Regions from separate parts of the Homo sapiens genome. Here region 2 is linked to region 1. Evidence: read pairs that join two places in POLR2A ChIA-PET (ENCODE). Cell type or tissue: PC-9. All regions are shown on one strand. Each heading gives the region's core, and the rest is flanking DNA. Links, peaks and the distances in the headings are about the cores only.

What was found. ChIA-PET counts read pairs that join two places held together with the same protein. Peaks named below come from ENCODE experiments on the same cell type or tissue, not always from the same donor. Only the 100,000 strongest peaks of a DNase experiment are listed, where the experiment ranks them.
Region 2: POLR2A ChIA-PET joins it to region 1 with 14 read pairs; 2 of 35 experiments call an interaction of 5 or more read pairs at or near these places.

What each region holds. Positions count from the first base shown.
Region 1 is chr17:78,994,166-78,999,528 of GRCh38, forward strand. It overlaps CANT1 (calcium activated nucleotidase 1), which reads right to left. Exons shown (of 5, transcript NM_001159773.2): 2 at 3,675-3,798; 3 at 2,827-3,479; 4 at 853-1,056. The coding sequence starts at 3,457. Among named protein-coding and RNA genes, the nearest start is that of CANT1, 13 kb to the right of the region's middle. In PC-9, for the core only: no CTCF peak of the experiment used is centred there; a DNase peak (open chromatin) is centred at 2,076; H3K27ac peaks cover 1,977 bases.
Region 2 is chr17:79,916,646-79,922,008 of GRCh38, forward strand. It overlaps LINC01979 (long intergenic non-protein coding RNA 1979), which reads right to left. Exons shown (of 6, transcript NR_110850.1): 3 at 5,305-5,363; 4 at 4,759-4,981; 5 at 1-3,191. It overlaps LINC01978 (long intergenic non-protein coding RNA 1978), which reads left to right and starts at 2,712. Exons shown (of 2, transcript NR_110851.1): 1 at 2,712-2,931. In PC-9, for the core only: no CTCF peak of the experiment used is centred there; a DNase peak (open chromatin) is centred at 2,626.

The DNA.
Region 1 (5,363 bases), core at 44-5,043:
GCTGCATCAGGGATTTGGGCTCATCGGAGCCTCCTCGGGGCTGATCCAGAGGAACCCAAGGAAAGGGAACAAACCCCCATTGGATGTGGGGAGGCATCGGCGGGGAGGCTGCCTTGAGGCTGCAAGGAAGAGGAGACAGCGTCTGGGGCCCCAGGCACAGACTCAGTCACTTCCTCCTGAACCTCAGGCACCTAAGGCCTACTCCATCCTGACTAGGGGGAGGCCAAAGTGCTGCTGGCCCTATGTTGGTGTGGAACACCACGGCCCAGCGCCAGGGGTAGGGACAGGGCCTGACCCACCAGTGCAGACAACCGGGCCACAGGCTGGGATGCTAGGAGGCCAGCTGCCAGGGCGAGTGGGGCAGGAAAGAGAAAACAGCTCATTTGCCGCCAGAATCCACTGGCCTGAGGGAAGCCACCATCAGAGGCAACCAAAATCACTAAAATCAAGCAAGAAACGGCCTTGGAGGCTGGGTGTGGTGGCTCGCGCCCGTAATGCCAGCACTTTGGGAGGCCGAGGCAGGTGGATCACCAGATCACCCGAAGTCAGGAGTTCGAGACCATCCTGGGCAACATGGTGAAACCCTGTCTCCACTAAAAATACAATTAGCTGGGCGTGGTGGTGCACACCTGTAGTCCCAGCTACTGGGGAGGCTGAGGCAGAAAAATCGTTTGAACCCAGGAGGTGGAGGTTGCAGTGAGCTGAGATCGTGCCACTGCACTCTAACCGGGGTGACAGAGCAAGACTATGTCTAAAATAAAAAACGGTTTTGGAGGCAAATGCAGGAGGAAGCAGGTTCCCAGCGACTGGGCTGTGGAAGCCACACTGTGGGCTGGGGCAGGCGTCTCTTACCTGGCGGCTGGATGCCGGCAGCAGCCCGCAGGGCGTTGTAGTTGGACACCCAGTTCTCGTGGTCCACGCTGCCCTTGTAGCCCACCACCTTCACCCACTCCGGGTTCTCGTTCACCACATCACCCGTAGTGGTCGTCCACTCCTTGCCCAGGCCGCCCACGTACAGACGCTCGTCCTTCACTGCCAGCCATTCGGCCTTGAAGCCTGGCCAAGCAGAGTGTCCTTAGGCCCCGCACCCAGCTCCCGCCGCACCCCTGCACCTGGCTCCCACCCGGCCCCGCACCTGTCCTTAGACCCCGCACCTGACTCCCGCCCGGCTCCACACCTGCCTCCCCTCCGGCCCGCACCTGGCTCCCGCCCAGGGCCGGCCGGCTGCCCTCCCCTCAGCTCCTGAAGGTTCAGTGACCACTCTCAAGTCTCCTCTGATCCCCAACTCCCCGCTCCTCAAGCTGTAACCCCAACCTTAGGATTATCCTTAAAGGCTAGAAAAGCTGAAAAGTGACAGCACTCTGAAGGGGCACGTGTGTCCCAGGGGAGTGCGGGTGCTGCCCTCGGCCACACCTGAGGTCTCACCGAGCATCACTCTAACTCCAGTGGCCGGAGAGGGGCTTGGTGCTGGGGCTCCCAGTCTTCCTTTCAATGGATTTGTTCAGAAGCTGTTTTTGCTTTTTTTAAACTGATTTATTTAAAATAAGCCTAACTTTGAAGGCTGCCACAGTTCAGGCTGTGTGGGAGCCTGTGTTCTACCGTGTATTCTTATCATCCCTACACCCTGGTGTTCTAACTTCTGTTTGCTTTCCCCAAATTTTGCCAGCTTCTTGCCCCTGAGAGCTGGAGCTGTGCCCTCTGAACTGCCCGAGACTGTAGTAGCTTCTCTGCAGGGCCCTGGAGGGACCTGCGGTCTCCTGGTCTGCTTGTGCGATGAGACATTCTCCATGCCAGGGTCTTCCATCCCTCCCGGATGACCTGAGTACAGCCCAACCCCAGAGCTCCCTGTACCCCGCTTTCCTCCCTATCCAAGGGAAGGACAGAACTACACTAGGGTTGCCTAAAACCCTGACAAGTGCGAGGCAGGAAGTAGGCGACCAACGCCTCAGTTGATACCTCAGGTGAGGTCCGTCCCCTGCCCAGCCCTGGGCAAACACTGAAGATTTTATCACCGGGTGTGGGGAGGGCCTGGCCGGCCATGAACTGTGTGGGCCGTTGTTTAGTGCAGTTCCTCCTTGACCTCAGAAAGCCTGCGGTGGCATTTAGCTTTCTAGAAGGTGGGGATCCACCGCCAGCTCAGACAAACGGAGCTCAGAGGAGCTGGCAGCTCCTCTGCCAGCGTCCTTGGCACCTCCCCAGCTCCTCTCTGGAGGAAGACACTGGCCACCGTGCCTCCCCAAAGCCTGTCCCTGCCCTGTGGAAGCAGCACCTCCTTTCTGGTGAACAAAAAGGCTGGCATCAGGCTCCACTCCAGGGGGGTTGGCACAGCTCACACATGCCCTCCCCCTGCTGGGGTTCAGGGAGAGGAGGGCTGGGCAGCAGTTTACCCTTCAGTAACATGAAACCAAAGTCTGGGTTTTGAGTGAGAACCATCTGTCCCCATGGCTTTCAGGGCAAGGCTCCTGGTAGGCACATCCTAGCGTGGTCTTGAGAACCTTTGAAGGTGTAAAAAGGGCGTGTTCCCAGAGGCTCCGAGAGCAGCAGCGGATACAGCCGAAAACATCTTGGAGAGATTCCCCACGTCTCCCACAGGCCTCTAGCGATAAGCTCTTCCTCCTAGAAACTGCTCAGTGTGAAGTGACAGTAGGCTATGCTCCTGGCTAAGGGTAAGGGGGCCGCAGGTCAGAGCAAGAGGGAGACGTGCTCCCTCACCACATCCCTGGCTTCTAGGTGTGTGAATTCTTTACCATGTGCCTGTGTTTGCCAGCCAGGCCCTGAGCTCCCACTCCCCACCCACACCTCCATAAAACCTCAGGGTCCAGTTACCTTTCTCCACGGTGCCGTCGCCGTCGGACAGAATCACCCAGGGCACGGCTTTGCTGCCTTCGATCTGGTAGACGACCCCCGTCCGGTCATCCACGGAGTAGAGTTTCCCATTGAAAACAATCAGGTCGGATAGCTCCATGCCTCTCCCCTTCTCCGCCAGGTGGGACTCCAGGACCCCATGGTCTTTGTCCCATTCCACGGCCACCTTGTCCCCACTGTCTGACAGGGTCAGGTAGCCCTTTTTCAGGTAACTGAACCAGGTGTTTTCCTCTTGGGCCCTTGACTCTGTGTCCAGGTCTGCGATAACTGCGATTCGATACCGAATCCCAGCCGGTGTCCTTTGTGGGGGAGACAGGGGGTAGGTGTCATTGTACCAGTTGGCGGGCGCCTGGCCGAGCCTCCAGTTGTGTGCATTGTGGGTGGGGGGCCTGCCGGGGGCCGGGCGGTGGGAGCAGAGCAGCCAGAGGATGGCAGCACCCACAAAGAACGTCAGGATCACCTTCCAGCGGGGGCGGAAGCGGGGGTCCGCGGCCTTGGTCATGGACGCCAGCACAGGAAGGCCCCCCACACTGATCCGGAGGGAGTGCATAGACTCATTCCATTCCGGGTGCTCAGACAGCTGCACGGGCATCAGCGTGACAGACAGGCGGGACCTGCACAGCCAGGGAGGGAGGAGAGGAGTCAGCGCCTCCGCAAGCCCAGTCACATCTTAGTTCCGGAAGCTGCAGGCGCTGGAGGCTGACTTTTCCAGAAGAAACAGTATTTCACTACTCTGTGGCCATTCTTACTCCCTTGGCTTAATGAATTCCCGACTCTAGATTCCCGACTCTAGCAGTATCTTTGCTTACTTTCATTCGGCAAGACGTGAAGTCTTTCCACAGCAAAATTACTCCATCTCCCCTGTCCCAGCTGGCAACGTGGGAAGCTGAGTGAGGAAGGAAGTTCCATGCAGGCTGGTGCTCTGTGGTCCCTCTAAAGAGAGAAGCGCAGGAGAGTCAGGTGGGAGGGGAAGGCTGACGGGGTGAAGTGGGATAGGATCATAGACAGGGTACAGGTCTGTATTTTACTCAAATGCCACCTCATCCAGGAAGCCCTCCCTGACTGCCCTGCTGCAGACATCACCCTCCGTCCCTGGGTCCTTGGCCCTTGTCCCCACCTGACGTTAGAGTATTGTATACAGTTATCGGTTTGTTTGTTTCTGTCTCCACCTCTGTATCCTGGCTCCTAGAACAGTGCCTGGCCTGGAGCAGACAGATGTGCAGTAAAGGAGTCTCCACTTCCTCTGGGTTAGGCTCCTGCAGCATTGGAATACCAAACACATCCAAACCAAATAAAAACACTCCTTCTTTTTCGTATCTGTTGTTGTTTTTGGCAGTGTCTGTCCCCTGGCGCCTTTCTATTAATGCAAATGACTGCAGGGACCAGAGTCTGCGCTGCCCTGACTGCCTGGAGGCCAGCGTGTCTGTGCCTTGGCGCCAAAGAACTGCTCGGCTCACTGCGGGGCCTGGCTCGGCCGCAGGCCTCTCCCAGCTCACCCTCCACCCCAGGCGTGGCTCTGTGGCAGAGCCCCAGGGTCAGGGTGCTGGTGGCGGCCAGGAACTGCAGCCCTTCACTGCTGTCGCCAAGCCCACTTCCCGGGCATACAGCATGATGGCTCAGTGCAGCCATGGGGCACCAGGCCCACGTCTGCGCCGCCTTGGTGAGAGCTGCCTGTCTCTGGACAGCCGCCAAGTGCCACAGTGGGGCGTGGGGAGACAGCTCCCGGTGCTTCGATCGAGAACACTGGCCCTGGGCAGAGGTTCCATATCTCTGCCCTCCAACTATAGCTCAGTGAATCCCGGCCTGAGAAGCTTCCCTGGCTGGGTCCTCCTTGAGAAAACAACAAAGCAGCAAACATGTGCCTTTATGGGCAGACGCTGTCCTCCCTGCCAGGGCGCCTGGGAAGGGCTTGGGGACTCCAGTGGCTCCGTGCAATTCTGGGCCCCAAATATGTGGACCACGAGGCCCTGGTGCACGGCAGCCAGCAACAGACACCCCCACCAGAGACACCCCCTTCTCCACGCCGCAGCCTGCTGGGCTGAGAAGATACAAAAACAGGGTGACAATTCCACATGGAACTTTCGGACAGTCCTAGGTTTTAGCCCCAGGGTGAGGTTCAAGGAGTGAACAAGGCACATACGTGGAACCTGCTGCTCAGAGTGATCCTCCTAACAGCACAGGGGGGCTGCCAGCAGTTCCTCCAGGCCCGCAGGGAAGACTCCATGCTCCCTTTAAGGGGCAGGCCTCTCAGGACCCCCTGAGGTGGTCACAGGGCTGATCACCGGGGCCTTCCCGGCAGCAGGGCTGGGGTTCCCCGTGCTGGACATCCTCCTCTGACTGCATCCAGGCCCTGCCCCTTTTCTAGTCCCAAGGCCTCAAAACCCCAGCCAGGCCCAAGAAGTCTCCACTGAGCTCGAATTACTCTATCTTACCTGCTATGCCAATCCCGCCTACATTTCTTTTTTTGTTTTTCTGAGATAGGGCCTCGCTCTGTTGCC
Region 2 (5,363 bases), core at 170-5,169, 920 kb after region 1:
TATAATCTAATTCTGGAGCACTTTCATCTACCCTCAAAGAAAGCCTGCACCCATGAGACATTGCCTCCCATTCCCCTCCTGCCGCCGCCCCTGGGCAAACCACAAATCGGCTTCCTATCTCTATGGATTGGCCCATTCTGGACACCTCAAGTCAATGGAGTCACACAAAGCTCTCTTGGGTGTTCTGAAGCCCCATATGAAACGGCTGTCGGTGAGCTGTGCTTACACCATGCTTCCTTGTTGGTATCTTGTTTTGGGCATGGTTCTGCTTTGGATGGGTCCTCACCGTAAGGCCTGAAGGAGGGGTTATAAAAGGTGAGAGAGAATTTGTATTCCTCTCCCCGGCCACGGTGCTCCCCAAGAAGAACACAGCCATGAGCTCTTCCCCAAGGACAGGAACTCATCTCCTTTTTCCACATGGGCGTTCCCAGCACTGCCAGCATTGGCTGTAAGGGGCTCCACAAACATCGGGGTGACACACACCTCAGGACTGTGGCCTCTCCAGCTGGCTTGGCCTTCCTGTGTGGTGCCGTGGCCCCGCCGACACCAGGGTTGCATCAGGAACTCCTCTCCCAGATCCCAGCACATGTGACCAGGGTGGCCTTTCTGGTGGGAAACCATGATTCTCCCATGATGGAGAGGATGGTCGGAAAGAGCCACCCGGGTGGGGTCACAAAGATGACCATCCCCTGGGAAGGAGGAGTTACTGCCCAATCCAGAGAAAACCAACGTGAACCTGGATAAGGCTGCAAAGTACCGGGACAGCAGCGTCTGTGTGTCTTGTCAACGGATTCTAAAAGGCAGTTCCCAAAATATTCTCAGCCATGGTCAACCACTAAAGCCACTGTGGATTGGCCCAAAATGCCAGCTACCCAGGACTGTGAGGGAAGGGGGGTGTCTGTGGGAAGTGTGGGGCCTCAGGGAGCCTGTGTCCATTTGCCTCTTGTGCACAAGGGTGGGGAGGTGCCACTTCCGGCTGTGGGGCAGAGATGACAGCCTCTCCACTGGACACTGCTCAGGGTCCCTGGAAAGTTCCTTCCCTTGCAAAGTGCTTAGTGTGTTACCAATAGACCCCAGCAAGACATTGACCCAAATGTTGTCCTCTGTGTGTGTACGTGTGTGTGTGCGCATATGTGTGTGCATGTGTGTGTACATGTCTGTGTGTGCGTGTGTGTGCATGTGTGTGCGTGTGTGCATGTGTGTGTGTGTGCATGTACTGCACACCGAGCACCTGCCTGTGGATGGTGTACACACAAACACACCCACCCTGCACAGACACAGAGGCAAGCCGCCATCCACACATCGCGTCACCTCCTCGGTGGAAGGCACAGTAGTGACCCTGGCATTTCGTTTTTCTAGTTTGGTTTTGTCCAAGCTGGCTTGTGAGGTGCAGGTGTCCTCCTGCATCCAGGGCAGGGCAATGTGGTCTGTGGCTGTGGTGGTGTGTGGGGGACAGATGAAGGTGGAAGCTCGCACTGCACCCCACCACTGAGCACCGGATGAGGGCGAAGGGCTGTCCGCCTCACTGGACTCCCCGTGACTGCATCTACCTGCTTGCTCTGGCCAGACCTCCCCACTAGAGCATGGTCCACCCCAATGCCCGCCTCCACCCCTCTCCTTCAGCACAGGCCAAGCCTCCATTCCCCCTCCCAACGTCCACCCTCCCTGGCCTGTGCCACTGCATGGACTCCTGACTTCCTTCCCATCCTTACGGGGTGGTCGGCCTGTGCTGTCTCAGGTCCTGAGCTGCCCCTCCCTTCCCAAGCCATGCACCAGGGTCCAGCCCAGTGAGGCCATGTGGTGAGGGGATGAGCCATGGCCTCCATCAGGACAAGTGGGGCTGTCTCTACAAGAGGGCTTTCCTCTTCCACCAGTCTTGGGTGCCAGGGAGAGAGGCAAATATGGGTAGTGGTGGGTACATTGGCTAGATCAGAGGGGGCTGGCTTCCCAGAAGTTGGGAGGGTCCCTTTTAAAGTCATAGAAAGTCACACACCTGCTTGAGATAACAGTAGCACTTTTGGTACCTGCTAAAGGCAACACTTACTCCCAATCCCACAACGCTGTCAGAGGACTTTGCATTTCATCGCAACAGGATTGAGATGACTGAAAGTTGCTGAGCAAACCTCAGATGAATGAATAATCACAGAAGGGTTACTTGGTGACTTTCACGCAGTGTTTGTGGGCACAGGGTTCCTGAGGTTTTGCAGAACACCCCAGCAAGGATCTTGTTGTGGTGTCGATGGCTGCAGGCCACAGGCTGGGACCCCCTGTCACACAGGGCAAGAGACCTCCCCTGGCAGCCTGTGCTAGCCCCCCAGGCCAGGCCTGCAGGGAAAGGGGGCTAGGGGCTGGAACTGATCTCACGACAGCCTGTCCTCGGCTCCAGCATGTGGCTCCCTGGCTTCTGGCCACGGCTGGCTGGGTCCCCTGTGGCAGGAGCTGGCCATCCTGGAGTTCAAGGGCCCCTGAAGCACTGCCCACGCCTGATCTTCCTCCCCAGTGTTCTCTCCGCTCCAGGGGAAGTGAGACAGCCCAGCCCAGGCAAACAGGTCCAGCTGCAGCTGGCAGCCAGTCCCAAGAACGCTGCCACTCGGCCCTCCCCGCTGACCTCTGCACACCCTCGCCCGGCGCCCTGCCAGGCCTTATTCATGGGCTGGCAGTGCCAGGACCTCTCCCGGAGGCGGGGCAGAGCAGCAGCTTCTCGGCCCTGTGCCGAGCCCAGGCCTGCACCCTAGGCAGGCACTGCTCCGTGATCCAGGAACCACCTCTCTCTACAGCTGGGAGTGAGCAGTCAGAGAGGGAGACAGCCTTGCCCGGTGCTACCCAGCAAGCTAGTCACCGAGTGGGCAGAGGGAGGAGCGGCCCTCACCGGATGTCAAGCAGCCTGGGTCCCCAGTCCAGCTCTGCCTGTCCCTCGCAATAACGCCTCAGGTATGTTACGGACCACTCAGCTTGTTTCCCTGTAAGGAAACGTCCCTTCTCCCTTGAAATATGTCCCTTTCTATCCTCCCGGGGCCCTCGCAGGCCAACAGCCAGGAAGGTTGGAGCTGAGCTGGGCTGGCGGTAGCAACAGCAGCTTTCTCTCCTGCATTGGCTCCAGCAAGTCTTGCTCAGACGTTGGTGGGGTGGGGTGGGGAGGGTCACCGAGGCAGGGAGGAGCCTGGGGGTTGTCCTGTCGTCCTCCTGGGCCCCTAGAGTAGAAAGGGCACGTGAGGACCATCGAGGGTCCGAGGGGCATGGACAGGTGTGAGGGGACTCACGGGGGTGGGTGAGGTGGGGGAAGGAGCTTCCCAGAGCAGCACGGGGGCCCAAGCCCACCCTCCTCGCCACCCCTGCCCCACGAGGCCGTCTGGGTTGGGGATGCCCCAGGGGGGCCTTTGCGCAAACGTCTCCACTGGCAACAGCCGGTCGCTTGGCAACCCGCACGCCCCAGGCCCCTGCGCCCCGGGGAGCCCCGAGTGGGGCGGGGGTGCCCCGCGGCTCAGCGAAGCCCCTCCTGCAGCGGGCAGGGGAGGGGTGCAGGCAGCAAATGGAAAGCGCTCACCCACCCCAGAGCCAGCCGGGAAGTCCTTGCTGGAGCTGCTCTCCGGCACTGGGGCACCTGGGCAGCCATGTGCTGCCACCCAGGAAGGCAGGAGACCCAGGCTGCTCCCCAGGATCCTGGCAAGCCCCTTCCCTTCTGGGACAATAGAGGCAGCAAGGCCTTCTCCGGGGGCTGGGTGAGGAGAGAGGGCCTGCAGGTGTGAGGCATCTGTTGAGGCACAAACCAGAGGCTGTGCTCAGCTCAGCAAAACACAGTGCCTGTGGGTGGTGGGTGGCAGGGTCATTTCAGGTGGGATCCAGGATGTTCAAAGTGACATCCAACTCTGGGCTGGTCCCTCTGGGGTCGGCTGGGGGCTAAGGGCAGCAGCTGGACATGCCTCTTCCTGGACCCTGGGAGCTGGTCGCCTACAGAGCCCAAGCTAGGAGCTGCTGGCAGTCATTGTGACTAGGGGTCCCCCCATGCAGTGCCTGCATTTTAGGGAGACATTAGCCACCCTTGACGCCAGCCTGATTTGGGGTTTAGTCACCACTCAGGGCCATGCATTCCAACCAAAAAGTTACAGGCGTCCCCATCTTAACTAGCACCAAACCCAGCAGTGGGGCCGATGAACTTGGCCAAGCAGCCTGTGCCAGGATCCTGGTAGAAAGTGGGTTTGGGCAGCTGCAGGTGTGAAACATGGCTTAGCTTCTCTCCTGGGACTGGGGCAGGCTCCAGTTCAGCAGCCCACCTGAGGCACCTGCAAACACAGGTGAGCTTTTACACACGCCCAGCCCCCAGAGAAGGCCGGGGAGGCCTTGCCACCTCTGTTTTCTCAGAAGGGAAGGGGCTTGCCAGCATCCTGGGGAGGCGTCTGGGTCTCCTGCCTTCCTGGGTGGCAGCATGTGGCCGCCCAGGTACCCCAGCGCCGGAGAGCAGCTCCAGCAAGGACTTCCCGGCTGGCTCTGGGGCAGGCGAGCATTTCCCCTTTGCCTTTACACACCTGGGCTTCTGCGGTTTCCCAAGGGCTCTGGTGAGGAAACGGGCTTAGGTGCTGAGAGGGGGGCGCATAGGAGTGGGGGCATTTGGCCAGGGTGGCTGAGTCCCAGCGCCACCGTTCCGCACCCGGAAACCTTGGCTGTGATGCTTCTCTGTGGCTTCTAACCTGGAACCCGGGGGACATCCCCTTGCCCCAGTGCCTTCTCAATGCCAACGGTGACCCAGCCTGAGCTCCCCACCTGCCAAGGTCCGAGTTGAGCTCTCAGAACCCTTGGCCTTTCCGCAGGGCCTCCGAGGGCGTCTGGTGGATCCTGTGCGTGCTCTGCGGCACCCCCTCTAGGCTTTCCCCACTCACTGGAGGCCCCAGCCTGGCTTCAGAGGGACTCAGTGGGGCTTGACCACGTCCCAGCTGCGTGACCTTGAGCAGGTTCCTTGACCTCTCTGGGCCTCGGCTTTCTCACTCTGTAAAATGGGCACAAACAAGGCTTTGTGAGGATGAGTGTGGCTGTCGTGCCTGTGAGTGCTTATGTGATTCTCACTCCTGCCCCAGGTCCCCTCCAGCTCCTCCCTTTTGCGGTCCCGAGGTCTAGCCTAAGTCCCCCTTGCTTCTCTTGCAGGGTGTTTATTTCTCTCGGCTTCTTCCTCTCCCTACGCTCTCACTTTGTTTTATTTCATCTCCGTCCCTCTGCCCTCCCCTTTTCGCTATCGGTTTCAATTCTCCGCTGAAACCTCTGAGGAGGCCCTGCCCGCCCCACTGTCCCGCCGGCCCTCCCCGCAGCACCCACCCTGCCCGGCTTCTCCGGGGCTTGCCCTCCTGTAGCCCAGGAGTTGGGGCTGGGGGCGG